Linked DNA regions of Mus musculus: region 1 is linked to region 2. The links are chromatin loops, found by intact Hi-C in ENCODE. Cell type or tissue: gastrocnemius. All regions are shown on one strand. Links, peaks and the distances in the headings refer to the core of each region. The heading gives the core; the rest is flanking DNA. Region 1 overlaps Ablim1 (actin-binding LIM protein 1). Region 2 overlaps Afap1l2 (actin filament associated protein 1-like 2).

Region 1 (14,869 bases), core at 4,210-12,209, 110 kb after region 2:
AGCTGCTTAAGACTGGATGCTTGGCTACATATAAATAAGGTCTCCTTTATAATGCCTCTCAGCCCCAAGTTCGGTAGGATGGGTGACATACATTTTTTTTTTAGTTGAGCCTCTTTTCTTTTTTTACTATCTTTTTTAAAAGTTTGGGCATGGTTTACATACATCATAATTCACCCCTCCTGGTCCACAGTACTGTGAATTTGTCATGCGAATACATACATGTGATCATCACCATAATTAAAATACGGAATCGCTCATCACCCTTGACCTTGCCTTTTCCCCTTTGTAGGCAGCTTCAGTTGAGGTCTTCTGACTCAATCAGTGGAGTCGTGACGCATGTAGCTTTCTGATTTAGCCCTTTCTCCCTCAACGCAATGCAAGGTATTGTAGTAGTTTGCTCCTTCTTACTGCTGAGCAATATTCCATTGTACAAGAGCACAGAGTGAGGGACCTAGGAGCTCTCAGTCACAAATGAGATAGTCTTCATCAAACCTACCTACCGCTCCTTTCAAGGCTCAGGGATGTATACAGAAGAGGAGGTAAAAGTGATTGTAAAAGCCAGCGAGGATGGAGGGTACCAAGGAACCAGTATCTTACAAGTTTGAGCCGGATGTTGTCACAGCATTGAGAGGAGAGCTTGGGATCCCACTTCTCACTGAGAAGTTATTTGCAACCAACATCCACCTGCAAATGAAAAAAGCCATTTTCTCCAATGGAGTGTCACTAGGTAGATTGTCTTAGTTAGGTTTTTATTCTTGTGAAGAGACACTATGACCACGGTAAAACATTTAATTGGAGCTGGCTTACAGTTGAGAAGTTTAGTCCATGGATCATCACGTCAGGAAACACAGCATGTGCAGGCAGACATGGTGCTGGAGAGGCAACTGAGTTCTGCACCTAGATCTGCAGGCAGCAGGAGGATACAGTGAGCCACTAGGCCTGCTTTCAGCTTCTGAAACTTCAAAGCCCAGCCCCCATGACACACTCCCTTCCACAAGGCCACGCCTACTTCAACAATACCATACCACCTAATAGTGCCACTCCCTATGGGTCTATGGGGGCGTTTTCATTCAAACCACCACATACATCAACTATACTCCAGAGCAGGCCCCATGCCCAGGAATAGTTGGCCACAACAAAATGAACTTCATGCATTTTTCTGTGGACTGTTTGTTTTGTTTCATTTGGGCATATTTTTATCTAACTGGTGGTTGTTTTGGTTTTTTTGTGTGTTTGCTTGTTTTGATATGATTTGATTTGATTTGATTCTTGTTTTTTGAGAGGTGTTGTTTTTTGAGAGAGAGAGAGAGAGAGACCATAAAGTTGGGAAAGGTAGGGATGTGAGGAGGATATGGGAGGAGCTTGAGGAGGGGAAAGCATAATCAAAATATATTATATACATTTTTCAAAATAGGAAAAAGAAAATCTCATTGTATTGCTGAACCATAGTGTTTTTTTTTTTTTTCATTTCCCAGTTGAAGAATATTTGAGGTATTTCTGGTTCTTGTGATTAAAGTTAGCATAAACATAGCATAAAGGTTTTGGGTGAAATACTGGGCTGTGTGGTAAAGGATGCTTCACTTCATAAGAAGCAAATGCTCTTTCACAATGGCGACACCACTTTGCACTCTCGCCGGCCGGGGTGTGTTCCAGCTGCTCTGCCCCTGTTTACAGAGTGCTCCTATTCTCCAAAACGCTGGGCATCCTACCTTAGATACCAGATGCTGAAGTGATTGATCACTGAACTTAGAAACCTTAGGGACCAACATCAAGGTGGCTTATCTCATGGAGAATTGAATTAGCACAAGTGGAAAGAAGCATTTTAGTTATTAAAGTATCACTAAACGTGCAAGGTAACTCATCTCATTTCCTAGACCTTTGACTGCCTCCCACTGGCCCAGCCCCAGGAGGCCCCAGGAAGCTGGAGACCGTGTCTTCTCCTCACAGAAGTGAGTAGACTCCCGTATACTCCAGAAAGTACGAATGCAGAGTTGTGTGGCTAACTAAAGTGCTTTCAAGATATGCTTTTAAAACCTTGGTACTGAAGGCAGAAAGAAGCAATAGAGAAACAATCCATGGATCTTGAGAGTCGAAGGGCCCCCGTGAAGAGCCAGAGTGGGGCTCTGTGTCCACCGAGTCGGGGGCTGATTCCCTCCGGTTTCACTTTTCTTCCTAAGGTGAGTTTTGTGCCCCATCCTTGCATGTGCCATCTGGAGAAGAACAAAGGAGGCTGTGGGCGAAGCCGCCCCATCTACCACCCTGCTTGGCAGCTACACCACAGTGAGTTCAACACAGGACTCCAGAACCACCTGCAAAACCAGAGAGCCATCTGCGAACTCCAGAGGATCAACAGAGAATTTGCTAAGCCCAGTAGAGGAATTGCAGCCGGGACTGTCTCAAGCTCCACCTCAGCGATGAGGTAGACACTGTTTTCACCAGTCAGCATGTGATGTTCACCTCTTAAGACAGCAGTGCCAATGAGCCATAAAGTATGTGCCTAGAACAGCAAACATGCATTTCCCTGTCACAGTTCTAGAGAACAGCAGCCATGTTGACTGATGTCCTCGTGGGCAACGCAAGTGTTACGGCTCAGAGGAGAAAGGTATCCTGGTAGTCAGGAACCAGGACCACAAAGTCACAGGCACAAGGAACCTCACACAGGAGATTTAGGAAGGAGTAGAGTGGCTGCCTCTTCTCTGGTAAGAAGCAGGAGGTGGGCTTTATATAGAATTTCAGGGGGTGGGGGTGGGGGGAGGCGGATGCTTTCCAGGGCGGCCTGGGATTGGTTGAAGTTTTGTGGTCTGCTCTTGTGGCAAGCTGATCTTTGTGGTTGTTAGAATAGTCTGGAGGGTGGAGCCTGGCTACTGGCACCTCAAGGGGCTTGCAGGCAAGGATCTGGGGGAAGAACCATCCTGACCTACAGACTTTCTGGTGGGTCCTGGTGTTCCTTGGTTTGAGGGGAACCTCCAATCTCTGCTTGATGTCACATGGCCTCTCTGAGGCCACCTCTGGTTTCTTGTCTCTTCTAAGACAGTCTCAGGGCCACTCTAACCTGATCTCATCTCTACCTTTCTCTAATGTTATCTTCAGAGTTCCTTGTTCCAGTTAAGGCATAGCGGCCAGGTGGACTCATCTCCCGAGAGACATTACTCCAACCTGCTGCCGGTGCTTAGCTATAGAGAATCAACAACAAAAGCAACCACTGTCACATGAGAGGTTAAGGTTGTAGCTTGGTTAGCAGAGCACCTGCCTAGCATTCATGAGGCCCTGGGTTTGATCCCTAGTGCCATATAAACTAGACACGGTGCATGCCTGAAATCCAAGGACTCAGGTTGCAGAGGCAAGAGGACCTTGCCTACATAACAAGTTGAAGTCCAGTTTTGGCTACATGCATTTCAGAGGTTTAGTCCATTATCATCAAGACAGGGAGCATGGTGGCATGCAGGCAGATATGGTGTTGGGGAAGTAGCTGAGAGTTCTTCAACTGGATCTGAAGTCAGCAGGAAGAGAGAGCCACTGGGCCCGACTTGGGGTCTTGAAACCTCATTAACACACTTCCTCTGCAGGGCGAGGTGACGCTCACCTTTAATCCCAGCACTCAGGAGGCAGAGGCAGGCAGATTTCTGATCTGAGTTCTAGGCCAGCCTGGTCTATAGAGTGAGTTCCTGGACAGCCAGGGCTATACAGAGAAACCCTGTCTCAAAACAAACAAACAAACAAACATCACACTTCCTCCAACAAATCCACACCTACTCCAACAAGGCCACACCTACTCCAACAAGGCCACACCCTCTCCAACAAAGCCACGCCCACTCCAAGGCCACGCCCACCCCAACAAGGTCACACCTAACCAAGGCCACGCCCACTCCAACAAGGCCATACCTCCTAATCCTTTCAAATAGTGGCACTCTTTGTCAACCAAGCATTCAAATATAAGAGCCCATGGGGCTGTTCCTATTCAACCTATCACAAGATGTTTTTTTAAGTGTGCTTTCTATCGATATGATGGAGCTCAGGGAGGAAGGGGTTTCAGATGGTTTCCATTTCTCTGTCACAGTCAGTCATTGAGGGAATTCAGGGCAGGAACTCAGACAGGAACTTAGAGGCAGGAACCGGATCTTAGCTCATGGAGGAGCACTGCTTATCGGCTTTCTCCAAAGGCCTGCTCATCTTGCTTGCTTCTATAGCCTGGACCCATTTGCTAAGGTATGGCACCACCCACAGGGGCCCTTCTCTATCAACTAGCAATCAGGAAAATGTCCTACTGACAGGCGCACAGGCCATTCTGAGGGAGCTGATTCTTCAGTTGAAGGTTCCCATTCCCAGGTGGGTCAAGTTGACAACCGAAACCAACTGTACCAGGCAGCATACAGGGAGAGCCATGTGATTAAAATACAACTAGTGTCAGCAGGCTTGTCACCAAACTTGGGGAAACAGTCTAAGAAGCCAGGACTGGCTACTATCTTCAGTCAGTCAGAACAGAAAACAGTAAAGTCCAGGAAAAGGAAATTTGTTCAATGGTGACACACTGGAAGGAGGACAATTATTCAGTGCCCCTCTTCCATTTTCTGGGTTCTAAAGTTAAGAGTCAAGCAGAGGGCTGTGAATATGCCCAAGCAGTCTAGGCCAAGGTATGGTCCTGCCCACGACTGACCTGTGGTTGTCTGGGCTCTAGTCTCTCCTGCAAGTTCTAGAAGGCAAGTGTTCCATGCTGTCCCCCTACCCCACCCCACCCCAGCAGGCACACACCAGCTTCAGCCTATTCTTTCTCCTAGCGTGGGATTCCTGGGAGAAGTTTCAGCGTTTTGGGGTGCAATGTTTCAATAGTCTGATCCTCAGACTGGGAGGACACTCGTGCCTCTTTAGAACACTTTCATCAGACCAGTTATGGTTTTATGTTTTATCAGTGCACACCTCATGGGGAGTAGACTAATAAATCCATACATATGGTATATATGGGTTCTTTGTCTGCATGTACATCTATCTGCACACCAGAAGCCAGCATCAGACAGTGTAACTCTTCTGACCCTTCCTTTAGAAGTGTATGTTTCAGGACAAAAGAGGAAGCAAAGAACCTGCATTTTCTGTGCCGGCGTCGGCTCACTGTAGAACAAAATGTTATTTATGGCCAGGCTCCACCTTGCTAGTCTTTGAGAAGACTTTCCTTCTATCCTTTAGAAACCACATGCTTAACTCTGTGGAGATCCCAGAGAGCTGGGGATGCCTCAAGCTGGCACGTTCCATGCCTTCAATCCCAGCACACAGGAAGCAGAGACAGGTGAATCTCTGAGTTCAAGGCCAGCCTTGACTATATAGCAAGTTCCAGACCAACCATGTTACACAGTAAGACACAGTAAAACAAAACAAAATTAAAAAACAAGCAAGCAAACAAACAAACAAGCTATCCAGACTTAGGATGGGACTAGAATCCCACTGCCAAGCCTAACTGGAGTAATCCACATAGAAGATCCAGTTTAGTAGCTGGGGCTCTGTAGACCCCCCCCTCACCCCAACCACAAATGTCACCTGCTGATGTCATGGAATCTCACACCACAAGATTCAGCATCCTCTGTCCCTTGAGTTGGCGTCTCAGCAGGTCTGGGTAGGCCTGGAAGCTTCTGGAAGGCCCTGTGCTGCCACCAGATCCCATGGACATGTTATGAGATGGACAACCCTACACCCTGCTGGACCCACGCAGAACCAGCTCCACTGAGGGGAAGGGAGAGGTTCCCAAGCCAGATTTTCTTTTTATTGATGGGAAGAGCTGAGTTAAGAAAAGGTGGGGGCCAGTATGCAGCAGCAGGGGACAGCACAAATAAATACAGAAAGCCCTCTCCAGGGCCTGCTATTGTGTTCTGAACAATGGCAGACTCTGGAGAGCATATTTGTCCAGTCGAGAGTGGAAAGGAAAAGATGTGATTATAGGACTCCTTCCCCGTGTCTCTTACTAACTCTGCTGTACCCTAAGTTCTGTAGCCCGAGAGGGGCAGCTCCTCAGAGTCTGGGCCTCAGATGGGAAGAGAAGGAACTAGGTGTGGTTATCAATTTGGGGCTCTGAAATTCTTGTCACTGCTCTTCAGCCGCACTGGGCTTTCCCAAAAGTTGCCAGCCTCAGAGTCCCCACCCTTCCTTGTTGCTTCCTAGCCTACAATGGACTGCATCCAGCAGAGCAGGGCTGGTAGCCACACCCAGACAAGGCTGTCTGGCTCGGGGACTCGGGGAGGGGTGAGGGGTGGGAAGCCCTGTCCAGCAATGGGCAGGAGGGGCAGAGCAGGCTGGTAGCATTTTTGTTTTTGCTTTTTAGACTGTTGGAGACTTTCATACATGCATATAATGTGTTTTGATCAAATCTATTGCCCTTCTGACTACTCAAATTCCTCTCCTACCTCCTGAGCACTTTCTTCTCCCAACTTCTTGTGCTGTGTTCTCTTTTCTCTTGAACCCAGCAAGGTCACTTACATGTTGTCTGTATGTGCACAAGTTCAAGACCATCTACTGGAGCCTCTTAGGACCCACAACTGCCAATAGCTCCTCAAATGGGGTTGGACTTAGCAAGCATCTCCCCGGCTTTTAGCCAGCTTGAGGTTGGTAGGTCTTGAGTGTAGACCTAGCTGTCATGTGCGTCAGGTCTGGCAGCTTTCTTGAGCTGAGGAAATTTCCAAACATTGGCTTTTCGGCCTTGAGCTGCTTAGAAGGGAACCACTCACTCAGTTGTTAAGATCTTTCAGAAATCACCACCATCTCCCATGGTGGCGTTGGTATCCGTGGGGTGGGAAGCACTTCTGGGTACCTCCTGTCTGCACAGTGCTGCCTGGCAGGTCATCCTGGGGAGAGCTGCATAGAGGCAGAGCTTCAGACTAGAGAGGCTGGCCTTCAAGCCTAGGTCCCCACGCCAACCACCAAGTGATACTGAATACGACAATCTTTCTGGGTCTGTTTCCTTTTCTAAAAGAGAAGTAGTGTAAGGATCAATATAAGAGATAGACTATGCTCAGCTCAGGGCTGGGCGGGTCTCCATCTTTACTACATTGCTGGCTGTCTGCTAGCAAACAATGTCTGATGTCTCATTTTGTACCATGCTGGGTCTTGTCCTACTTTGAAGCAGGTATTAATAATAATAATTAATTTTTTATAGAAATGGAAATTGAGGCCTAGCGAAGTTAAGCAAATCTTCATTAGCTGTGCAGCCAATAACTGGTGGAGCTAGAACTCAAACCCAGGCTGTCAGACTCTGCACTCAGCTCTGAGATACTTTCTGTTCTAGTGACTCTTAATCACCAAGAACCTCGATCTTAGACTACTGGGGAATGAGGGCCGCTGTTCTGGAAGTGGATAAGAGGTGGTGGGCATGCTTTAATAGTCGGATCTTCGTCTATATGTGAGAAAGAGGGAAGAGCTCACAACAGAAAGGAAAATCCTCACATGGTCATCTAGGAAAGGACCAGACCTTACCCGTGGGCACAGGATGATCCTCCGAACCACTGTCAACATTGGTAGTTCATCCAGACCTGCTCACAAAAGATCACCACAGCTGAGCACACAGTCTGTTGATATTTCCTCGTAGGAGGGGCAGGAAGGCATTGAGCTGCACTGGGACCCTCCTCCATGTATCCAGCCACTCCTACCAACCGGGTACACTTTTGCTCTAATTGCAGGTAGTCTGAGGGAGAGAGTGTCGCATAAAGATGAGAAGGACTGGGGAGGGTGATTCATCTCTGTGGCCATGGAGGAATCAATTCATGCCGTGTGCAGACCTTCCTCATGTGTGGCTGTTTCAAGGCCACCCATGATCCTCCCCCTAAGCCACCCATTGCTCTAGAAGCCAAATAAATTCATTGGTTTCTCAGTGTGAACTTGGTGGACTCATACCAGGGTGTCACTGGAAGAGTAGTAAGGAAGAGTAGGCGTTATTCATATCTCCCCTGGAAAAGATTTTAGCAACATCCACAACCAGCCACGCCCACGACCAGCCACGCCCACAGCCAGCCACGCCCAGCACAATTTCCCAGGCCCACCAGAGACTCTTATCGTTCAGTGCGGTCTCTTCACGTGTAGTTCTCGTGAGCGTGATGACTCTTGGTTTGCTGCCTTCACCATCCCTTCATACAGCTCACTTTAAACTCTCCAGGGAAGCCATAGCAACCCAGAGAGCTTGTGGCTCTCTCACTTCTACATGGCTAACCACTCTTTGTAAATATCACTGGTGTTTCCTGAGCAGTTAGTGTGCCGGGCGCTGTACTACGTGCTCGGCATGTTATCATAACCTGGACGGGCTTCTCATTACTTTGTCCATTCTGCTGATGAGCAAATTAGGTTGGCTGTTATGCGAGTTCTGGTAACCTGAAGCTAGACTGCCTGACATTCAGCAGAGAGCTCACTAGATTTCAACCACAGAGCATAAGCATGCAGAGCTAACGAGGCAACCATTCTTAGCACTGTGCACCTTAGTTGATCATCGGTGTGCCAAGAACTGCCAGAGTAAGGTAAGCTGGCCATCAGGACAGGCTCATGCCAAGGATGTAAACAAGCGTGGCCTCATCTTTCATAAGGTGAGTGGAGTCCACAGGAAATTTGCACTGGTAACTCAGAATGGATGGGGGCTGACTTTGCAGAGCTGACTGTGGGCACAGCCTCCATTTCTTGGTGGGAGGCTCCCTCCTTGAAGAGTTGGACACTGGGAGAAAACACGGTGTGGCTGGAGGAGGAGAGGTTAGGGATCGAAGCATGGTGTGAAGGGAGAGGGAAGTTGCTCTTGCCTGGCCAGTGCCTTCTATGCATCCTTCTCTGTGTGGTGAACTCAAGGAAGGAGTCAGCTTCAACTTAAAGGTGGCCCCCAAAGCCAACTGCCACAAGGAGGTCATGGCAAGAACCACAGATGACCCCTGGTGGTGAAGCTAGGGACAGACACAGGAGCTGGTGGAAGCAGAGCTGAGTAGGTGGCAGACTGGAGGCTGGGCCTCCTCACACATTCTCTAGCAGCAGCAAACGGGCCATGCCAACTGCCTTGGTGAACAGCCTGCCTCTGCCTTCCATGTGAATCCTGGAGGGACCGCCACAGTGAGTTAGAGGCTCAGAGCAGCCATCTGAAACATAGACTAAGCCGAAGCTTCTGGCAGTGAAGCTAAGTGAATTGGAATCTAGCTTTTCTTCACACAAGGGTTGATGATAAAGTGGGGGATTGGAAGAAGCCCACCCAACCACCATGCTCTCGGTGACTGCCACGGCCCATTTGTTCTAGCTGACTGAGATGGCCCATGCTCTAGGTGACAGAGATGACCTATGCTCACAATGGCTCATAAAGTCTTACCCTCAAATCCAAAAGATGGGACTGTCTGTCGTTGCTGTGCCTCAGACAGAATTCAACTTCAGTTCTAGCTGTAGTGTAAGAGGGCTACTAGACATTTTTTGTGGGGGTCAGTCTTGAATCCAGGGCTTTTCACATGCACACTGCCACTGAGTATTCTTAGTTGATAATATATCACCCGTCAAGTTGGTCCTACTGGCCTGAATTGTTGAATAAACGACTGGGAAATATGTGTTACTTAATACATGTCCTGGCACTGAGGAATACAATGGAAAAATACCAGGTGGGATGGAGAGACGGTTCAGTGGTTAAGAGCACGTACTGCTTTTGCAGTTCCTAGAACCCCCTTCAGGCAGCTTACAGCGGCCTGGAACTCTCCATCCCGGGGATCTAAGGTGGAGTACAACGCAACAGGCTTGCGCATGCGCACAATATACAATTTAAATCTGCTGTGTTTGCAGTTTCACTCTTTGCTCTGATTCCTGGAAGTTTGGCTCATACTTTTAAAAATAGGGTGAAACTTCAAAAAGACCAAGAAACAAATGAGCGCTGGTGCGCTCAGGGCAGAAGCACGTAGCTTTATTTATGGAGTACAGGGTGGAGAGTGGAGCGGGCTGTCCGCAACAGAGGCAGCTGGGAACACGCAGCTCAGCGGCCACAGTGCCTGCAGGCGGAGCCCTCCTCTGTACCTCAATACCAGGTGCTCAGCACTGGCACACATCAACTCATTTCCACAGGGAACACGACACAGCTTCTCAAGACTTCCGGACATTTGCTTTCGTTTAGCCACAAGGGGAGGGAACCAAGGTGAATGGGCAGTCTTTCATCAGGGACAGAAATCCCGTGAACCATTCTTCAAGGAAATTCGATGTAGGGTCTTTGGCATCTCATGGAAAGCTTTCACATTCACCACCAGACATATTTGTTAGAGGACCCCCTCTACCTCCCCCATCAATTCCATGAACAACTGTCTCCTCTTCCATAAGGTAAAATGCCTGTGTGTATGGTCATAACCGTTTTGAACCTGGTATCCTTAGGCTCATCTCTTTCCATCTTTCACCCTGGGAAGCGATTCAAAGGACTGCCACTCTCGGGAGAGACTCAGAAAAGAATTTTATTTAGTGATAACTGCCATTCAATTACATTAAGCTTCCGGGAGAACAAGTGGACTCTGCTGAAGTTTACTGTGCACACATTGTCTGCTGAGAAAGCTTCCATTCGAAACAGCCATTTGTCTCCTTCTTGGTGAGTTTGCTGCAACATTAAACACTCACGAGTGAGGGCTATCCACTGCCCATTGTCACTGTCTCCTTCTGCTTGTGGGTAGAAAATGCAAACAGTAACCCTGTAGATGCCGAAGGCTTGTTCTCCCGTTCCAGTGGACATGGGTGCTCCTTCCCTGTCCATTGCCACCGGAAGACACATCACTGCAAATCCGAAACCCTGACCATCTATTTCTGCATAGAAAGTTCTTCAAAGGGGGGCACAAAACAGTGAACTTCAAGCATACAAAGCCCTGGTTTGTCTAACAACAGAAAAAAAAAATGCAACTCAAAACCGAGGCGGGCACAGAAAGTACAGATTGAAGAGTTACTAGAAATCTCCCCAGAGCCAGAGTTCATGGAGAGCACAGCTTGGAGCCACTCCTGCTCCTGCGACATGCCCTGGACTGCCACTCCAAGTTTGCTTGAGATTTTTTTATTTTCTCTTTTAACAAAGACTCAAAGGAAGTTAATTTGAATTCTTTTAAACTTGAGAAAGCAGATATATCTGACAGCATCATTGGTGAAGCAATCTTTAAAAAAAAGACGTTTGCTTCAAAGTAAAGTAGTCTGTTTCAGAAATGTCTCCAGCTGAACCTTTCCATGCTGGAGGTGACAGACAGTGGATAGAGAATGAAATGACGGGTGAGGCTGTGTCTCGGGAGAGAAGAGGAGAGGAGGCTCGGGCTGGAGGCAACAGAATCAGGACTTGGAGATAACAGAGAACAGGACAGATAGAAAACTCCCCCCTTACCCCTTTATTTTGCACCTTATTACCCATTAACTCCAGTTTTTCTCCTTGAGGTTTAGAGAACAGGCAGTTCGTATTTAGTTGTTGAAGGAGTCATAGTAAAAATATTTCATAACAAACTCTACACTAGTATGAAAATGCAGAGCTAGCTGTTTTCAAAGGCTTTTCATCTCTCTAATAGGTCGCACAGGAAGACGATGTGAGAGCCTGGACTCTCTTGGAGAAGTTTTGAAGAAAACACTGAGACTCCCAGGTGGCCACAGAAGCCTCTTTCAGGCTATGCAATCTGTATCAAGTCGCAAGTAGGTCAAATGCTAGAAAAATATAGCCCTTAATATACGCACCAAGTCCCCCCTGCGTAGGATCCTCCCCCCAAGTGAATGAGTGCTTTGATTTTTTTTTAGCAATTGAAATTTTCCTGTGTCCAGCAGGGTGGAGTCGAGTGAAGAACACCGCTCTCCCATGCTGTGGTCAATCATGTGGAGCCTTTAATGTCACGGACATTGTGTCTGGCAGTTAGGACCAGACCATCTTCAGCACATCCTCCTGGCTGGAACCTTCTGCCAGGGAACGGAGCGATACTCCAGACTTTCCAGCTCTCCTTCCGCCTCCCCCAGAGCAGCAGGATTCTTACTGGTGTTGTCTAGCCATACATTTTTTGCTTGATACAATTTGGACTACTATGCTAATACGGAATGTTATTTTTTTTGTTTGTTTCTTTGTTTGTTTTTTTTCCCAGTTTAGATGGAGAACTGAGTTCAAATAGTCAAGGAGGCAGGGTTTCGTTATTGCAAGAATTTAAAAGTTCATTCTTCAAATATTATAATCCTAGGCAGGTCCTTTAGCTTACGGCTCTCTGTAACTTAAAGAGGAAGACTGTCTCCTCCTCCTCCCCTGCAGCTGAACTTTCCTATGTCAGGATAAAGCCACTATAAATTTATAAAGAGCAGGTACGGAACCTTAGCAACCACCCCTGTTTCCTGAATACTTCAATTTTCCTAATCTGCATCATTGTGAGAAATAGCATTAACCAGTAAGAAGCATGGAGGGTCATGCTATCACCACACTGGATAAATAAAGTCTCCCACCAGGTCACCATGTCTGCTGACTGTGAACACTGAATACACCAGACTCCCCATCCTGTATGCTGCCAGGGTAACGTGAGAACCACGTTATACAGGCCTGGTGCTGAGGGAGCCAGTGATGAGTAGGGTAGCTAGAGAAAAACAATGAGAACATGGGAAGAAGCCGGAGACATGCAGGGAACCCATTTTTGCAATCTGTCTCCCCAAGAGGCGTGAGATCCATATACCTAGGCCAGCAGTCCAGTCCTCTTGCAGAGTGTACTAACAGATACACTTGCGAGACTAGTTCTCAGACTTAACTCTCTTACAGAAATGTAGCAGAGTAACCCAAAGAAGTGTGTCACGAGCTACAGGCTCTCATCACGGGCTGGGAATCTGTTGCTCTGTGTTACTGCAGGTGTGGCAGACAGCTGGTCGCTTTAGTCCTTCAGAAGGAATTTCTGCATTTTGTGCTGAGTGGTCATTGGGGGTGAATCCAAGTGCTTTACCACTTGGTTTTAACTCATATCCACGGCAGGAGAATCAGTGTGATCTAGCTTCTTTCCTGAGACTCTGGGGACCCTACCCCAACTCACACCAGTCCTCATGATGTGGCCTTTTCCACACATTTTAGGGAAAGAATTGCATTCCAATTCACACTGAGAGTCACAGAGTATGGAAGGGCTCTGGTGAGACGCGCTGAGCCCTAAACTAGCCTGGCCTTCCTTCCAGGGTTCTCAGTTTGAATCCAGCATGAGTCTCTACAGCTCAAAGAACAGGCTGGTCTCTAAGCACCCTCCCTGAACCTCACTTCTCCATCTCTGGGTCACGTGCTCTTGTGCAAATGACCTTCAAAGCCACAGCCCAGTATGGGCAACACTCAAGCAGAGATTACAAAGCACATCGAGACTCACAGATCTGCTCTGGGTGAGTTACACACAGACGTGAACACACGCGGGCTTGTCCATCAGGCCGAGTGAAAGCAGTCTACTTCAGAAAAACAAGTCTCCCCTTAGTCTCTACCCTTAGTCAAAACCAGCACGGGCTTGACCTGACCCATCAGATGCCAGGCAGACAGACAGACAGACAGACAGACACTGAGGAGGAGATCTTGTGATGTGGTAGGGCATAGAATTTTCTTCTCTAAGAGATACATGATTCATGGGCAAAAAAAATCACCTATCAGCAGCTGGGCCAATCTGGAAACTCTTTTTGTCTTTCCTTTCTTTGGAAAGGTGGACACACAGTTCCTATCAATTTATAGGGGAAAGGGCTGAACACAGTCTCAGAAGCAGGAAAAGCTTTCAGGGAGGGAGGTTCCTTCATTCCTTTTTCCTTTTCCATTGTCTTAATTGTTTTTCCCCTCTAGCAGCTGGCCAGCCAGGTCTCAGCACACACAGGAGCTTGTCCAAATCATTTAGCCACGCACTTAGAACTACCTGTTCCCTGACGGACTTCCATCTCCCTCGGAGCCCAGGCAGAGCTGAGGGAGACGGCCAAGGACAGGCAAAGTAGCTGCTACCCGATCAGTGCAGGCCCCTGGATTCCTTCTCTGCCACAGTACTACATAATAAATAGATTCATATGTCAGGACTCCCAGCATCCCCTCCGTGTGGCTTCCTAAGGGCACTTGCTGACTCTTACCAACACAGGCAGCACTAAGTCAGACATGGGTTAAAGGGGAAAGTGAAAAGGAGAAAGAAGCCCCACAGAGTCACGTGAAAAGGTCCCATGTGGACGTTACTGCTGAATTTGGGAACATAGAAATTCTACCCCGTCGTTGCTTGGCAAGGGTTACTGTTGCTTGGCCCAGGATGTGGCTCGTGGGTGCTGAGATCAGACTTGCCCTTGGCGTTGCTGCCTGGAGACGGTGGTGAACAAATTCTCTGATCAGTTCTGGGCCTTAGCATAATGTTCTACGCACCACCGCCACTGAGAGTTCGTTTCCTGATTGTCGTTTACTCGAGGGACTTAGAAGAGTTTAGCTTTTTTCTTCATGTCGTTGCGTCTCCAAAGAGGTAACTTGTCAAATTCCTGTATGGACATCCCAAAGATCTCCCAAAATACTTCTGGGGCTAAGTGGCGCTGGGAAGAGAGAAGCAAGAGGTTGTTAGTCCTAACGGCCACGCCAATGAACATCAGATGCCTTTTCCAATTTACGAATGTAGCCAGCCTTCCATAGTCCTGGCTTCTGCATCGCCAATCCAATCCATTTAGATAAAAAGTATCCTTCCCAAACTGCCTCTGACTTACACATGTACAGACTGTTTCCCTGGTCATTTTGCCCCAAACAACACGGTTCTGCAAGTATGGACGGCTCCTTTCGGTTCCACTAGGCATCATATGTCATCTAAAGATGGTTTAAAGCATAAGGGAGGGTGTGCAGAGACAATGTATAAAGAACGTATCACTTTCTGCACCTGCAGACTTTGTCGGCTGTTGGGGGGGGCGGTGTCCTGAAATCCATTCCCTGCAGAAACTCAGAGAC
Region 2 (14,869 bases), core at 4,113-12,112:
CCTTTCTTGTGCTGTTTGAAGCTGGGTTTTCAGAAGAAGCCATGTGTAGCGCTCTGGGAGATGAGAAGCATTGGTAAGGGTGTGTATCTTTGTGCAGCCAATGCTGTAAACTCTGTTTGTGTTCTGTGTGCCAGGCTGGCTGGCTGAGGTGCTACTCCACGTCTGCAGGATGCTCTCCCCGTCTCTGACCCACATTTTCTTCCTTCACATTTATACACTGGGGATGTAAACTTTACGTATTGTTATATTTCAATCATCGAACCAATATGTAGACATTGTCACAGCAGAATAGTGCTGATGTCTTCGTGGAACACCAGGACTTCCCAAACACCCGTGCAGCTGTAGTCACAGTACCTTCCTGTAAACTCCTGTCCTGGTCTGTTATATTCTACTTTACTCTGGGTTGTCAGTACCATGTTCAAGGAGTCAGAATTTGGTCTTGATGGTTTTTAAACATAAAATAAAACATTTATGTCCTTAATCGTTTGCCTAGGCAGGCTTCTACAAATTGGTATGGTTCTTTTCTCCTAAGAACTGCTAAGGAGCCTGTTTGACCTCCCGAGGTCTGGCTTTCAATTGCCTGTGTGTGGAACCTTGTTAGTTACACAATCAATGCTCTCTTTCAGGTTACTGGGTTAAGGAGCCTGAAAGTCTCTTACTAGGCTTCCCTATGTGGCTCTGCCAGTTTTTATAGTATATATCAGTGTGTAAAAAAATCAAGACCTTTGCCCCATGCCATGAAATACAAGGGAAACCCAAAATACAATGAACATTTTATTTAAAAAAAAAATTCTAACTCACCACTTGATAAAGGTCACCAAGTGTTTATGATACAGGAAATAAATGCCCTGGGATTAGAAAGACAATAATATATGCGTAAAAACATTTAGCCTTCAGAAACCAGTGTTAGGTAACTAGTTCCAAATGCTCAGAAATGGGGCAGGTAACAGATGAAATGTATCAACTTGTGCTAGTGCTGTCCCAGAGAGACAGCACATAAAGACAGCACTGGCTGCCAGTCTGACAGACTAGACAGGCTAATTCACGGCTGTTTTCCTTGCAAGGGGACCAGAAATTTAAAACATCTTTACAATGGTAATGAAGAGGTAATTGACCAACTCTTAAAAGTGGCCTGGCCACAGGACAGTCTGTAAACACAGGAATTTTCCCCCTATATAATACAGCATTGTTTAAAGTTTTCCTGGACTGGGGGGAAGTCCTTAGTGACCCCAAGGGGGTCAGTGCCTTGGCTTGGTTCCCAATATGTCCCTCTTCTACTGATTACAGGGTTCTAATGTTCTTTAAGACCATCAGAGACCACATGGAGCCCACCCAATTTGGGCAAACATGAAGACAATGCATGATTTAAACCTCAACATTGCCAAATACAGGATGAAAGATAAGGGGGTCAGGAATTTAGATTTTTCTCATAACCAGAAGCAATGTGGTCATTTTTTCACACCTGAAAAATCTTGGTAAAACAGTTGAGTGATGGATGAAATCTTTAAAAAGAAAAGGGAAGGTACATTGTCTCATTGACAGCCAGTAGATTTCGACTCCAAAGATGCCACCACGATGCTGCTGCTGGGATCCCTTTGGCTTGAGGAGGAGACAGGGCCTTCTCTTAACCGAAGCTCCGTTTGCAGCGAGCGCCTCATCCCTTGCTTTGTCTTGTAAACAGACTCACCTTTCCTCAGAGTTGCTGTTTTATTGAAGACTTGTCCAGAGCAGGATTGTCACCAAGGTCCACAGTCACATAAGAGTCTTTAGGCAATTCTTGTCTCCTAACTGGCTCCTTTCTTCTCCCATTCCTACAGTACAGACACAAAGCACCCCACCCCACCCCCAAAAGAAAGTTATCCACTGTATCTACCGCCATGTATGTAGAAAAGGGTAAGAAAAATTAACGTCGCTCCAAAGCAGTTACCAACAGAGCTAGCCTCATCCCTAGGAGGAGCACAGCCGAATGCTGTGATTGATTAGTGATGTCTGCAGGGGTGAGGCAGTAGAGGCGTATGCAATTAAATGGATTTAATAGTTCATCATTGGTGAGGGTGGGGGTGTCTGACTTTTTCAGCATCTGCACAGGACAGGAACAAAGAGCAGAGCTTGTCAAAGCCAACACGTCACTCCACTCGAGTTTCTTACTGTACTGAGTTACAGATTAAAGAGCCTTCTCCTTTTGCCCTCGGGGAGAAACTATGTCATGGGGTTAGGTCCTGTTTCTACTTTATTGAGCCTTTTGTCACTGGCTTCTCTGGTTTTGATGTTAGAAACCTTTTGGGTTGGAAACATTTCAGTCACAGCCTGTCCCTGGAATCTACTCCTGAGTGGTGGGGAGGTCGTGGGTGGGGGTGCCCTCAGGCTCACTGGGAAGAACACTTGGTAAATATAAGCACTTTCCTGGTTAATCAGTGGTAAAGCCCGGGCCGGGCCACAAGTGGCATTCTGCTGAGAGCATATCTCTCACTCAGAGCTAGTGCAAAAGCCACAAGGCTTCATCTGCAGCTGAAGAGAGGCCACTCACCTTGGCTTTCTGCAGGACAGTGCCTTTGCCTGTGACCATGACGGAAAGAGGCCTGTTCTTGAGCACAGATGCAGAGTTGACTGGCGTGGAGTCTGGTGGGGGGTTGGGGGTGGCAGCTTTGGGCTGTGGCTGAGAAGGAGAACAAGGACTGGGTCAAATTACTATGTATATAAAACCCACCTCTACCACCCTGTGCCAGGAGGCCCCGTGTAGAGCTCACAGGCCCTCCAGAGCCCAGCACTCACACGAGGGCTCATGTTGTCCAGGTGCGTGGTATCCACAGTGGTGCCCAGGGTCACGGGCCCAGCCTCTGCCTTCTTCAGGTTGTCCTTCACCTCCATGATGCTGAGCTCAAGGTCCACACGCCTGCTCTCCTCCATCCGGCATTCCTCGTCTATTTTCTTCAGTGTCTGCTCCAGCTTGGCCAGGACCCCCTTATCTGTAGAGAGGATAGAGAACCATGCTGGGTAGAGGAAGGTTTCTCTGGGGTTCAAGAAACAAATTATGACGTGGTAGTCTGAGTGAGAATGACGTCCATGGGCTCCTATGTTTGAATGCTTGGTCTCCAGAAGGTGGAACTGTTTGGGAAGGATTAGGAGGTGTGGCCCCGCTGGAGAGAAGGTGTGGCCTTTCTGGAGAGAGGGTGCGTCAGTCATTCTCGGTTAGAATGCTCTCTGTGCTTTGTGGTTCTGTCTCAACTTTGAGCTCTCAGCTACCTCTCCAGTGCCTGCCTGCTGGCTGACACAATCTCCCCACCATGACTCACTATCATGGACTCAACCTCTCCAGAACTATGAGCCCCACCTTACATCCTTTCTTTTATAAATCACCTTGGTCATGGTATTTTTGTCATAAGAATGGAGAAGTCACCAGTGAAACTGCTAACTGAATATATATTAAAAACCCACTGCCCTGTGCACATTAAATGGGTTCACTGCTAGACAAATGGACTCTATCCCGACAACTGAAAAGTAGAGAGACTGTCCCTAAGGTCTTCCTTTGATTGCCATGCCATAGCTTCCCAGGAACCTGTCGGATTTGTCCCCAAACCTGTTAGGCTGGTTGTGCTCGCTAGTGCAACTCTGTGATTTAAATATCAAATGAGATCCAGGTCAAGTAATTCTGAGAGGCCTCAGAGGTCAGTTGCTAGGAAACCTCCCATGAGCCTGAGCCGGCTGAGACTGGAAAATCACCTGGAAGCTCTCCTCTCCGACTTTGTGCACCTAAGACCAGAGCCTGGAAATTAAGAAGTGCACTGCAGGCGTGGTTAGCATAGAGGTGCCTTGGCAGACCAGTCAGCTGACCCAGATCGTCAACCTGAGAACAACCTAAGTACCTGCTGGTGCTGTTGACCCTGTTTCATGGATCCAGGCAGAGACAGCCTCAGACAGGACCAGAAGAAGAGGGTCATTTCTGAGTGAGGGTGAGGGGACTCAGGCCAAAGGATCCAGAGGTAGATGACAAATCCAGGTTCATTCCCTCTCAAAGCCCGTGTGTGTTGAGTGAGACAAAGTTCCACCCTGGCCCTCCATGCAGAGGCCCCCTACCTGTGCATCTCAACAGGGTCTCTTTGAGCTCCCGCTTCTCTCTGCGGAGCTGAGCCAGGTGCCCTCGGATCTCCTCCTTGCTCCTCTCCAGCCTCTCCTTCTCCTCCGTGTACCGCTTTACTTCCGCCTCTGTCCGATTCTTCCCAAGTTTGATCTCTACAGACCAGAGAAGGAACCGGCTTGTGTCAGCAGGGATGGGTGAGGCATGGGGAACACCCATGCTGGATGCCAGCCCTACAGTGATGGGGTGGGATGTGTCCCTCACTTTTGTTGTTGGGGTGGTCCAGGGCAGGTTCCCTCACCTCTGTGAACCCATCCTCTCGTGTGAAAGAAGAGGATCGGGCTGACTCGCTATGTCTAAAGCGCTAAGCCTGGATCTAGTCCATATACCTGCACTGGTCACTCTCAGCTTCTCCTTCACAGGTGGGCTGGCAGCGATGGGGGCAGAAGCCATGGTGTCTGGGCAGTTGGCTGGGAAGGAGATTCTCTGCTGCTCGGCCTGTAGCTTAACCATGGTGATTCGCGGGGTGGGCTCGATAGGCTCTGAAGACTCTTGAACCTCTGGTTGCCTCTGCCAAGACAGATCATACACTGCTCTATGACTGCAGGGCTTGGTGAGGTGGCTGGGTACGGTTGCTGGGATGGCTTGTACCTGCTGCACCTCTGGGTCTCCTGGAGACTCTGTGTGGGGCTCCTCTGGGGTGGTGCCTGGCTTTGGGTCTACTGTGAGGGTCTCAGCTACATCGTCCTGATGTGGCACTGCTGGGAGAGAGGCCTGCGCCTGAGCCTCACTGCTACTGTGCAGGAAGGACTTGACCGGTGTGAGATCCAGGTAGACTCTGTCTGGCTCACTACCACTGTTAGCATCGACAGCAGGGGCGGCTTCCTCGGCAGGCTCCACCTACAGGAAAAAGCCAGGGGTGTTTACTACCTCATTCCCTTGGCTGTAAGGGACCCAGCCTCAGGATTGCCTGTCCCCTCTCATGCTGCAGTTTCTGTGTTGCTTCCTCCCTTCCTACGGAACCCTCTGTGGGGTCCTGGATGGGATGTCAGAGCCCAGAGTCAGAAGGCTCAGAACACAGCATTCTGTGTAAAGAAGGAAGTGACAGGGGGGTCAGGATTGAGGGAGATACAACTACTTCGTTCCAGAACCAGGACCCTGCCACCAGCATGCTCGGCCCGCCTCAGCTACCAACGTAGGCTTTGAAGGCTAATGTGCCAATGCTCCTACCTCACGCTACCCACCATCTATTCTCCACACCCAGCACCGATCAGAGCAAATAACCAAGTATTGTTTACTAGATAGGTCTCCAGTTAGGTGAGTCTCATGCACACAACCCTATGCACAAAGGGTGGCCCAGTAGGTGACTGGGAACTGCTGGTCTTGGGGACAGTCTGACTGTCTGTGATCATACCCCCTCACCTCCAACCCCATCCCCAGTCCAAGTGCTCACCACGGCTATCAGCTCTGATACCTCCACATCATCATACAGATCGTCCTGGCAATCCCGGCTGGGCAGGCCATCGATGTATGTGTTGGGCTCTGAGAACTTTCTCTGCATCAGTCTATAAGACATATGTGGGTGAAAAATGCATCCAGGTCCCCATAGAACCCCAGCCACTTCAAAGAATGCAGACTCAAAGCCCTGGGTTACATAGGCCTGAGATAAATGCCTGTCTCCTCCCAGCCATGGCCATCTCGTTTGTTCAGAACTCTTGGGTCTAGATTTCCCCTCCAGAGAAAACAAGCTTCCCTAAGCTAATCCCTCCTCAGAGTCCTCCAGTCATCTTCTAAGGGTTCTTCCCTTTCATTAGAGTACCAGCCACAAGATTCCAGAACATTTCACCCCCACGGTGCACCCGGGGCACCTCAGATAAGATGCATCCCCATTTTGTACATTAGGGAACAGGCCCCATTTCAGGGACCAAGCTGGCTCCTGACTGGCAGCACCTCTTTATCCAAGACACTCCTGCCCATCTATAAAGTGAAAGCACCTACCTTGCCCTGAATCTCCCAGAGTGCACTGGAGACCCAGTGAGGAATCCAGGGGAAGTCATGAAAGGTGCCTACTCAGTGCTTGGGAGCTAGAGAGCATCTAACGGTAACAGACCCTGGGGCTAAGCTCTGTTCTGGGTCTCCCGAGGATGGGCCATGTGGCTTCAGGGCCCCTGCTTTGCACTCCCCTACTGCAGGAACAAGAGGACTCGACTGACCCTGAGCTCCCAGTGGGCATGCTGCCCTACTACCCACCAGGTCTAGAAGCAAGGCTGGATTAAAAGACACACAAGGAAAGGCCTCTTCTTACTCACAAGAGAGAGGTTTTGGCCGCACTCACAATACAGGAAACCCTTTCAGCATCCACATAGTCGTAGGTGAGCTCTTCCGGGTCAGTCTTGGAGCCCGACTCTGAGAGCAGGAGGCCTAGCCAGTGGCCCATCTCCTCTGAAGACTTGGCCTAGGAGAAGGACATGCAGAGTCTCGAATAAGGAAGGCATGCTATCCTGGCCAATCCCTCCCTCTAGGCCAGGATAGCTCACTCCGGTCCCTGCCATCAAGTATGAGACCTGTTCAGGGCACCCTCAGTTTTACCAGCACATTGTGTCCCCGAGCGAACCTAAATAGCATTTTCTGGCAGTGGCACCTCCTTTTTGTCACCATAGTGACACCTCAGTGACACTCCAGACATCGGTGGGGAGCATCACATGAGACTGTAGACGTGAGTTTCTAGAAGCTAATAGTTACATTCTCAAGGTTTAAAAAAAAAAAAGATTATCAAGAGCTATCGATCAGGAGGTGCTAAAACTGTTGGTTACTGAATAACTGTATACATTGTAGGTAGACTCTTCCATAGACAGTAATTGTCCCTTTTATCATCTTAACCCATGCATGGGAGAGTGCTGAGACACTTCCATGTTCAGGTTTTATTTTATGACACCAATAAAGTTGAAGAATCTGAAAGACCTGATACAAGAGCAAGAAATCCTGATTTACTGAGTCCCAGCAAATCTGGTGTTTCCTTTTGGGGGGGAGGGGTGCATCCCAATCAACTGTAGGCACTGAACGTTTCTATTCAAATGTCAATATTATGTCTTGCCTTTGTGACAAGAAAATAGAATTGTATAAAAGCCATAGGCTTATTTTTATGAGCAAAACTAGCTACCTCTCTGGTCCCAGGCCGCTCAGTCCTACCATCCTTCTGGAGATACAGCTACAAACCAAACTCAACTTTCTGTTGGTGCCGCACTCGTCCTCAGTTTCTTATTGACTGGATTTGGAAATACCTAGGAGACACACCTCTGGGCAGGTTTGGTGTTTGGTTTGTTTGTTTTTTCAAGACAGAGTTCCTCTGTGTAGCCCTGGCTGTCCTGGAACTTACTCTGTAGACCAGGCTGGCCTCAAACTAATAGAGATCCTCCTGTCTCTACCTCCCAAGTGCCAGGATTAAAGGTGTACACCACCACTGCCCAGCCCCTGGGCATGTTCATGAGGATGTTTCCATATAGATTTATATGAAGAGAGGAAAAGCCCCTGGAACCATCCTGACAGACCCCGGGCCTGCGCTGAATGAGAAAGAGCACCAAGCTGAGGCCAGTATGCACCTGTTTTCTGACTGCAGATACAAGGTGTTACCATCATCCTCTGTCGGAGGATGGGCTGTAACTGTTACCATGCCTTCCTCTGTCGGATGATGGGCTGTGTGTATTTCTTAAAGCCAAGGGCCAAGCCAGTTTCTCCTCTGAGTTGTTTTCTGTCAGGCACTTATTCACAGCCACAGGAAAAAGAATACAGATTTCCTTTCTCCTTTGATTTCCAATTGGATTTCTCAGTACTGCTTTTTAGAGACCTCTTCCAGGCCACCGCTCCTACACTGGGCAAGTGCAGCAGCTTCCTGGTGGTCTAGGTCACCTTCACCGTGCCCTAGTCCTTCCCTGAAACTGTAACTAAACAACTAATTGTGTCACCAGATGTCATCACACTGCCAAAATAGAAAATAAGTTCTGTGAAGACAGACACAAGTTCTCTCCCTCATCCAAGGAGTTGGCTAATGCGAAATGAGTGGATGGACCTGTCTGTGTGAGGCCATTGTTGGTGTGGACGGTTTAGTCACTAGGGGGCAGCATTGGAGCGGACTTGGAAGGCCGGTGGCTAAAGTCCTAAGTGGACAGGAGTTAATGGGCAAGTGCTTGCTTGTGTGTAGGACCTCAGCCCCGCCTGTGGGGTTCCTAGCAAGCTTGTATTATGTCATCTCTTGTTTTTGTAACTTTAACAGTGCATGAAACCAAAAGGCAGGGAGAGGCCGAAATGTAATTGTATCGCAGAGCAAGTCCTGATCTCAGATAAATTCCAGCAGCCCTCATTTCTGTGAACCGGGCCTCTGGGTTCTTGTGGCTGGTAACATACACAGTAAATAGCACGCCTTTTGAGTTTCAGACTCTGCTCTGGCACCATGGGGGCTAAAAGTACTCCCGGAGTGCCCTGTACAGAAAGAAGCCTGTGGTCCCACCCCTGTGACAAAGCCACCCATCCTGAGGTCTGAACAAGAATGGACATTTTTTTTAAAAGCATAAACAGCTGTAGATAATGGAGATAAAAGCCACTGGTCCTCTCTTAGTGGGATCGTGGTCCTCAGTACTTCAGTTGACAGCCAAGAGACCGCCCGCCCTTGGCTGTCCGTCCTTCCTGCCTGCCCCACAGTCAGTGTACCTCAAGCTTGGCTAGCTCCTCGCCGTTGTGGAGAATACGGAAGGAATACAGGTGGTCGGGGCTAGGATCTGGAAGCACGTCACAGCCCACCAGGCTGAGGGGCTGCTGGGCCACCTTGCTCCGGTTCCGGTCCTGGTAGAAGTGCAGGTGGCTGTCTCTAACGAAGCACCAGCGTGACTTCCATTGACTGTTCACCAGCACATTCAGGTAGCCTGCAGAAGGACATGCAGACAGGAGGAGGAGGAGGTCACAGGAGACATGCATCCGCAGAGAACAACTCTTCTAACGGGACATTCTTCAGCAGGGATGTGGCTACAGGGGGACCTAGAAGACCACAGGGTCTAGGGGTGGCACTACCACTGGGTCTCTTTGGGTGTCACCCATTTCGGAACCTGTCATATGTCATCGCAGAGATGACATCTGTCAATCTCAGAGTATATTATTTTCTTCCTGGCACTCCAGGGCAGGGCAGTATAGCTATCCCAGTTCTTGGCAAAAGTATGGCTGGAGGAAAGTGGGCTTTGTCCTCTATTAGCCTGGGACTGGTGAGTATTTGTACAGCATACGGGTCCTCTACCAGACCTCACCTCCAGGCCTCTCGGTTCCAGCAGGCAACCCCCTACGTCTGGTCTCAAGTCAAATCTCCTGGCTCTAGAGTCAAACCTGCTGCCTCAAGTTTTCTTACTTCCCTGATACGTGGTCCAGACATTACCCACAACACCCAACCCTCCTCTTTCCTCCTGAGCAGGTGCGTCTATGTCTTCTCTAGCCCTGACTCAGTTTACCTGCTGTTAGAACATGTAGGGCCTACTGCAGCAAAGCTCTGCTTCAGTGCCAACCTCCTCTGCTGGACACATGCCTTTCCAGGACCTAGGACTGGAGCTTTTAGCCTTTTGACTGGGGACCCCATTTCCCCCCTGTAGCACCCAGAAGCTATAGCACCAGGGTATACCCAGGATACATCCTTTCTCATTCACGGATTGTTCAGCTTCTCCACGTTTATTGAACTGCTGCCATATACCAATGGAGCCTTGTCCCCAGGCAACAAAGATGAGCAAAACCTGGCCTCTAGGCTTCCTGCACACCTAGAGGAGATGCGTAATGGGCTGTCTCCTCTCTGAGCCTAACCTTCTCAAATACACAGGCTTATGAAGTAGAGCTGCTCAGTTCTAAGTGATTGGCAGCATCTCTGAGTCCTCGACAGCTAAGCAGGCAGTGAAGCAGATTAGACAGCCCCATACAGAGCTGGTCTCCTGATAGACAGTGGGGCTCACATACATTTCTACACCACATTGAAAAGACATCAAAGCTGAGGATCCAGAGAGCAGAAGCTAAAGTCCAAACAGATGCTCCTGTGCCTATCACAGCCCCAGAGACGTTTAGATCAGGTGAAGTGAGAGCTAAGTCCCTGGGTGTCTGTTCTCACTGTCACAGCCTCCGGGAAGGAGGCTATGCATGAAGATAAAACAGTTCCATGAGCAATCCAGTCACATCCCAGTGTGCACTAGGACCAGTCTCCCAGGCTGTACACTCTGCTTCCTGAGGCGGCAGTGACAGGCAGAAGTAGGCCACACCCTAGCCTGGGAAGCAGAAGGCTCCAAAGAAAAGCCTTGTCTTCTACCCTGCCTTCCTCAAGCAACAGGAGAACCAGGGGCTCAGGAGAGAGCCCGGGAGTGGGGTCGAGAAAAAGGCCCAGAGGTGAGCAAGGTGGAGGTGGGGGTGGCTTCCAGGCCCAGAGAGGATTGCAGCCCAAGGTCCAACCTTGGAATTAAGAGGTTCCATACCAGGATATTTTCTAGGCCTGGCCTGTCTCCCTCCTGACCTCAGTTCCTTCAAGTATGAGTGAGAGGAGGGATGACCAGTGAGAATCTACCCGCACCTACACCTGCCCTCAGAACCTGCTGCCCAGGCTTCCCACCGCCCCCTACCCGGTCTCACCTGTCCCTGTCTCAGAGGTTTTTCCTCCAGCTCTAACACATGTACTTACTCAGTTCCCATCTACCCTCCAAGGTCAAGGCCATAAAGCCACCTCTGATCATGGGATAAGAAAGGTTCTCCATGCCCAGATCCTAATAGCCATGAGGACAGTCAATCCTGTTTGTGCAGGTGCAGGACTGTGCCTTCCACCCACCTGTTCCAGCACCGCCTGCCCCACGCCACGGTGCACTTAAGAGAACACTGATACAAGCCCCCCAGCACTCGGGAGGCAGAGGCAGGAGGATTTCTGAGTTCGCAGCCAGCCTGATCTACAAAGTGAGTTCCAGGACAGCCAGGGCTATACAGAGAAACCCTGTCTCGAAAAACCAAAAAAAAAAAAAAAAAAGAGAGAGAGAGAGAGAGAGAGAACACTGATACCAACAACCACTTATCCCTCGCTTCCTCCAAGGACCCAACACTGTAGCAGGACAGAACCTGGCAAAGCATAAAGAACAACCCACAGCAGGGACAAACCCAAACCCCAGTTCTGTGTGCTCTCCAGCCTCAGAATCCTCTGCCTTTGCTAGGGCTCGACACACAGGGAAGAATCCCAGGGTCCCGGTGATCGCTTCGGGACTTACTGGATGTCTCAAGGGATCTCTCCGGGGGCTCCAGCGAGGTAGATTTCTTCCTGCCCAGGTTCATAAGGTTGCTCAGCTTGAGGCCAGCAGAGCATTTCTTCTTGACTGTCAAGATGAGAGAGAAAGCTCTCAGTGTTGGACATAGTCTACCCACAGGCAGACTCACCCCCCACCTACACTCAAGTGCACACATGTGTACAGGTACACACATGTATACAGGTACACATGCACATATACATACATCTCCCCCCACATGAGGATTGGCGGGCCAAGTCAGCTATTCCCAAAGTCATACACTCAAGGGGATACACAGGCATCTCTGTAGGTAATACTGGGATATTCATAAATCATGTGGCCTCAAAGAGATTTGAGACAGGACTGGGAAAGAAGGGCTTGAAGGATGTTCTCTTCCCTAGCCTGTGGCAAACCTGAACCGAACTCTTTTTGTTCGCTTTAAAGTTATGTTAGAATCAGCTACCTGTCGTTCCCCTTCCCCACCTCCCGCCCCCCAATTAGGGTTGAGCCTGATAGCCATGGCTCACACCGTACAATAGTATTGCTCTCTCAATCATGAGGTAGAGGGCCATAGCCTGGTTACCATCTTTGGTCTCTGGGATCTCAGGGTGGCCGTTGATGGTGATCCCGTACTCCGCTGCTGACAGGTACTTCTCAGCTATGTCTGGCTGTGGACAACAAAGAAACGGACGGGTATCACCTTCCGGGAATGGTTCCCTGGAGCACTAAAATTTCAAGGCAAACAGGTGGCTCTCGTGAGCATATCAGAGACACCCAACCAAACCTCTACCAGGCAGAATCAAGGTCACCGGGCAAGCTTTCTTTTGGGGCTCTCCAGAGCACCTACCATCTCCTTCCTGAGATCCACATGCCCCCACCCTCAGAGTACCTTCCCTACCTAATCCTGCTTGCAAGTGCTCCAAATGGCTGTTGGAGCTGATACGACAGTAGGTCCAAGGGTGATAGAAAGCTGCACCTGCAGGAGGGACCCTTGTCCTCACCTAGTGGGACAGGAGCGCAATCTCATTCCTATTGGCAGCTGAACAATGGGCAAGGCCCTAAAGACGCTGTCCTGTGGCTGGGCTGAGGGGGTTGCCACGTGGCCTCCAGCCTCCGAGAGAATAAAAGATCACACCCCCACCCCCACTCCTTGCTTAAGCATTCTATGAGTCCTCTTGCTTTCTGCCTTGCCAGTGCTGGGGACACAGATGAGATACCACGCCCCTGTTATTGCTGTGCCCATGCCCAGGCTTCCTGTTTGCTGACACTTGGGAATTAGGAAGGGTGACCCACAGGTGACTATACTAAGTCCCGCTTCCTAGATCCTTAACAACCCAAGCTCCCCATAGCTCTGAGCCAGGAAACTCCCTGGAGCCATCTGTGGGGATCAGCATCAGGATTGCTCCACCTGGAGGCTCGGGATTCTAGGATAAGAGTGCCAGCCTTGTAAAATACATCTCCAGTGTAAGACTATAGTCATTCATTCTATGCAAGAATATAGAGGGTAGCCACGATGCAGGATCAGCCTAGGCTCCATCAACAGGTGACTGAAGAAAATGTGGGGTATAATAAACACTATGGAGTTTTATTCCGGCACGAAGAGAATGAAAGCAAGTCGTCTGCAGGAAGATCAGAGGTCGGCACATGGAGAAAACAAGTCAGACTCATGAAGACAAACACTGCATGGACCCCTCAGTGTTACACAGTTACATAATTTGTATGTGACATGCATCAGGGGAATAGGAGAGTGGAGGGGACCAGCAGGATGGCAAGGAGCGATACACTGTGTGCAAAATCAATACTATGTATGCAAATGTCTTTTGGAACCCATTGCTACACCCAGTGAACTTAGTCCTCTAAAGGTTTATATATATGAAAAAGAACACGGGGCAAAGTGAGTTTTGCTTTAATAACATTTCCCCCCTAAGTAAGACAACAGTTAGGTCTGGGACCCTTCCATCCATTTTCCTGACAAGCTCACTTCCTGCTTACCCAAGCCTTGTGTGTTTCTTATTAATTGGGCTGAAGGACAAGAACGAGGCTTTCAATTTTACACTTCCATGTTTTACCAAGAAGATACAGAATTGGACCCTCCCTCTGAACAGTGGGAGCCTTACTTTCTGACAGTTGAGGCGCTGGGCATCTGGTGTGTACTGGTTTCCCTCTGAGGCTCCTTCAGAAGGCAGGCCACTCACCTCCTGGATGACCTGGACCAAAGAAGCACTGTGAGTTGAGGCCAGGTCTTTGCATGGCCTTGCTGCCCAGCCCCACAGCAGGGGAGACAGAACCTCAGAACCAAAATCCCTGTACCCTAGTCACAGCCTGCAAGTGTTCCAAGGACAGCTATCCATTTCTATGCTTCCCTGCAGGACCCCCCAATATCTGGGGGTGTTCAGGAGTCTCTATATCAAGGCCCATAGATGGCAGAGCAGCCATCCCTGGCTCTGTCAGCCACCTTTCTGCCACCATGAGGGCAGGGATGCTGTCCTGTGGTGAGCATACACTTGCTGGGTGCTTGCCTGACTTTCCAGGGCTGTGGGCCCACTCTGGAGTCTCCACACCATTTGGAAACAGGCTTGGATACTGCTTTGGTCTGATGCAAACTCTGCACACTTGCTGGCCACCAGCCACCAGCCACAGGCCATCTCACCTGCTCTAGAAAGGACCTGTTTTACTGGTACTTGGTGCGGAGCCTGAGGACACTCAGGTCAGGGGTGGCTCTGACCTCACTAAGCATCTATGCAACTCTCTTCTGAGCCCAGGGCCACCTGGAGGATTCCCAGAGGAGGAAAAGAGTGAGGGACGACAGACAGGTGTGTGTGTGTGTGTGTGTGTGTGTGTGTGTCTTCACGTGTGAGTGTACTTCAAGGACCCTCCATTTTTTTCAGTCTCTACCTACAACAGTTTGTGGAAGTAACTTTGAAATCAGAGGCGACAAAGAACAACAGGAAGAGTGGCTCTGAGGAAGGAGAAGGAAGGTATTTCTCACTTCCCAGATGGCCCACAGCTAGGGACTCAGATCCATGAAGAATATGTAACATTTCAGACAGGCTCTGGAATCAGAAGCCAGCTATGTGACCTCAGTCTGTCCTCAGTCACTGTATCAATGGCTGTGGTGACTCAGTGTGGAGGACTTAGTTCAGGACAGGTGCCTTTACTCCTGTCCTTTTTAGCTTAGACACATGGAGGTCCTGCCTGGGGAGGGAGCTGACCAATCCTGCCCTGCTACAGGGGTGGGCAGCTTCTCAGAGCCAACACTACCTCAGCATTCATCTGACCAGGGAGAAAAAGGGTTTCTCTGTGCAGCCTAGACACAGATCTGGTGTCTGTTGAATAGCGCTCTTGTCTTTGAAACCTCCAGCAAGAGTTGTGATGCCAGGGAGAGAAGATGAGGGTCCAGGGAAGGATAGGTAGGTTAGAGCAGACCGAAGAACAGTTTTGGGAACTATAAATAGGACCAGTGAGCATGTGCATGTCTCTGTACAAGCACATATTCATAAACATGTGTGCAGTGTGC

Evidence for each region. A loop is a pair of places that touch in the nucleus more often than their neighbours do. Peaks named below come from ENCODE experiments on the same cell type or tissue, not always from the same donor. Only the 100,000 strongest peaks of a DNase experiment are listed, where the experiment ranks them.
Region 1: a loop joins it to region 2, with 6 times the contacts of the local background. A loop is called at or near these places in 32 of 42 quality-filtered maps.

Annotation. Positions count from the first base shown.
Region 1 is chr19:57,022,872-57,037,740 of GRCm38, forward strand. Ablim1 (actin-binding LIM protein 1) reads right to left here. Exons shown (of 26, transcript NM_178688.4): 26 at 9,862-14,466. The coding sequence ends at 14,353. It also overlaps a transcript of Afap1l2 not described here. Among named protein-coding and RNA genes, the nearest start is that of Afap1l2, 22 kb to the left of the region's middle. In gastrocnemius, for the core only: CTCF peaks have their summits at 5,711 and 8,890 (motif pointing left); a DNase peak (open chromatin) is centred at 8,909; H3K27ac peaks cover 3,902 bases.
Region 2 is chr19:56,911,598-56,926,466 of GRCm38, forward strand. Afap1l2 (actin filament associated protein 1-like 2) reads right to left here. Exons shown (of 19, transcript NM_001177797.1): 8 at 13,470-13,559; 9 at 11,936-12,020; 10 at 11,338-11,442; 11 at 8,780-8,991; 12 at 6,385-6,530; 13 at 5,529-5,640; 14 at 4,727-4,975; 15 at 4,465-4,645; 16 at 4,075-4,230; 17 at 2,773-2,966; 18 at 2,528-2,656; 19 at 757-1,811. The coding sequence ends at 1,785. It overlaps Vwa2 (von Willebrand factor A domain containing 2), which reads left to right. Exons shown (of 14, transcript NM_172840.2): 14 at 1-481. Among named protein-coding and RNA genes, the nearest start is that of Vwa2, 45 kb to the left of the region's middle. In gastrocnemius, for the core only: a CTCF peak has its summit at 8,184 (motif pointing right); a DNase peak (open chromatin) is centred at 8,197; H3K27ac peaks cover 681 bases.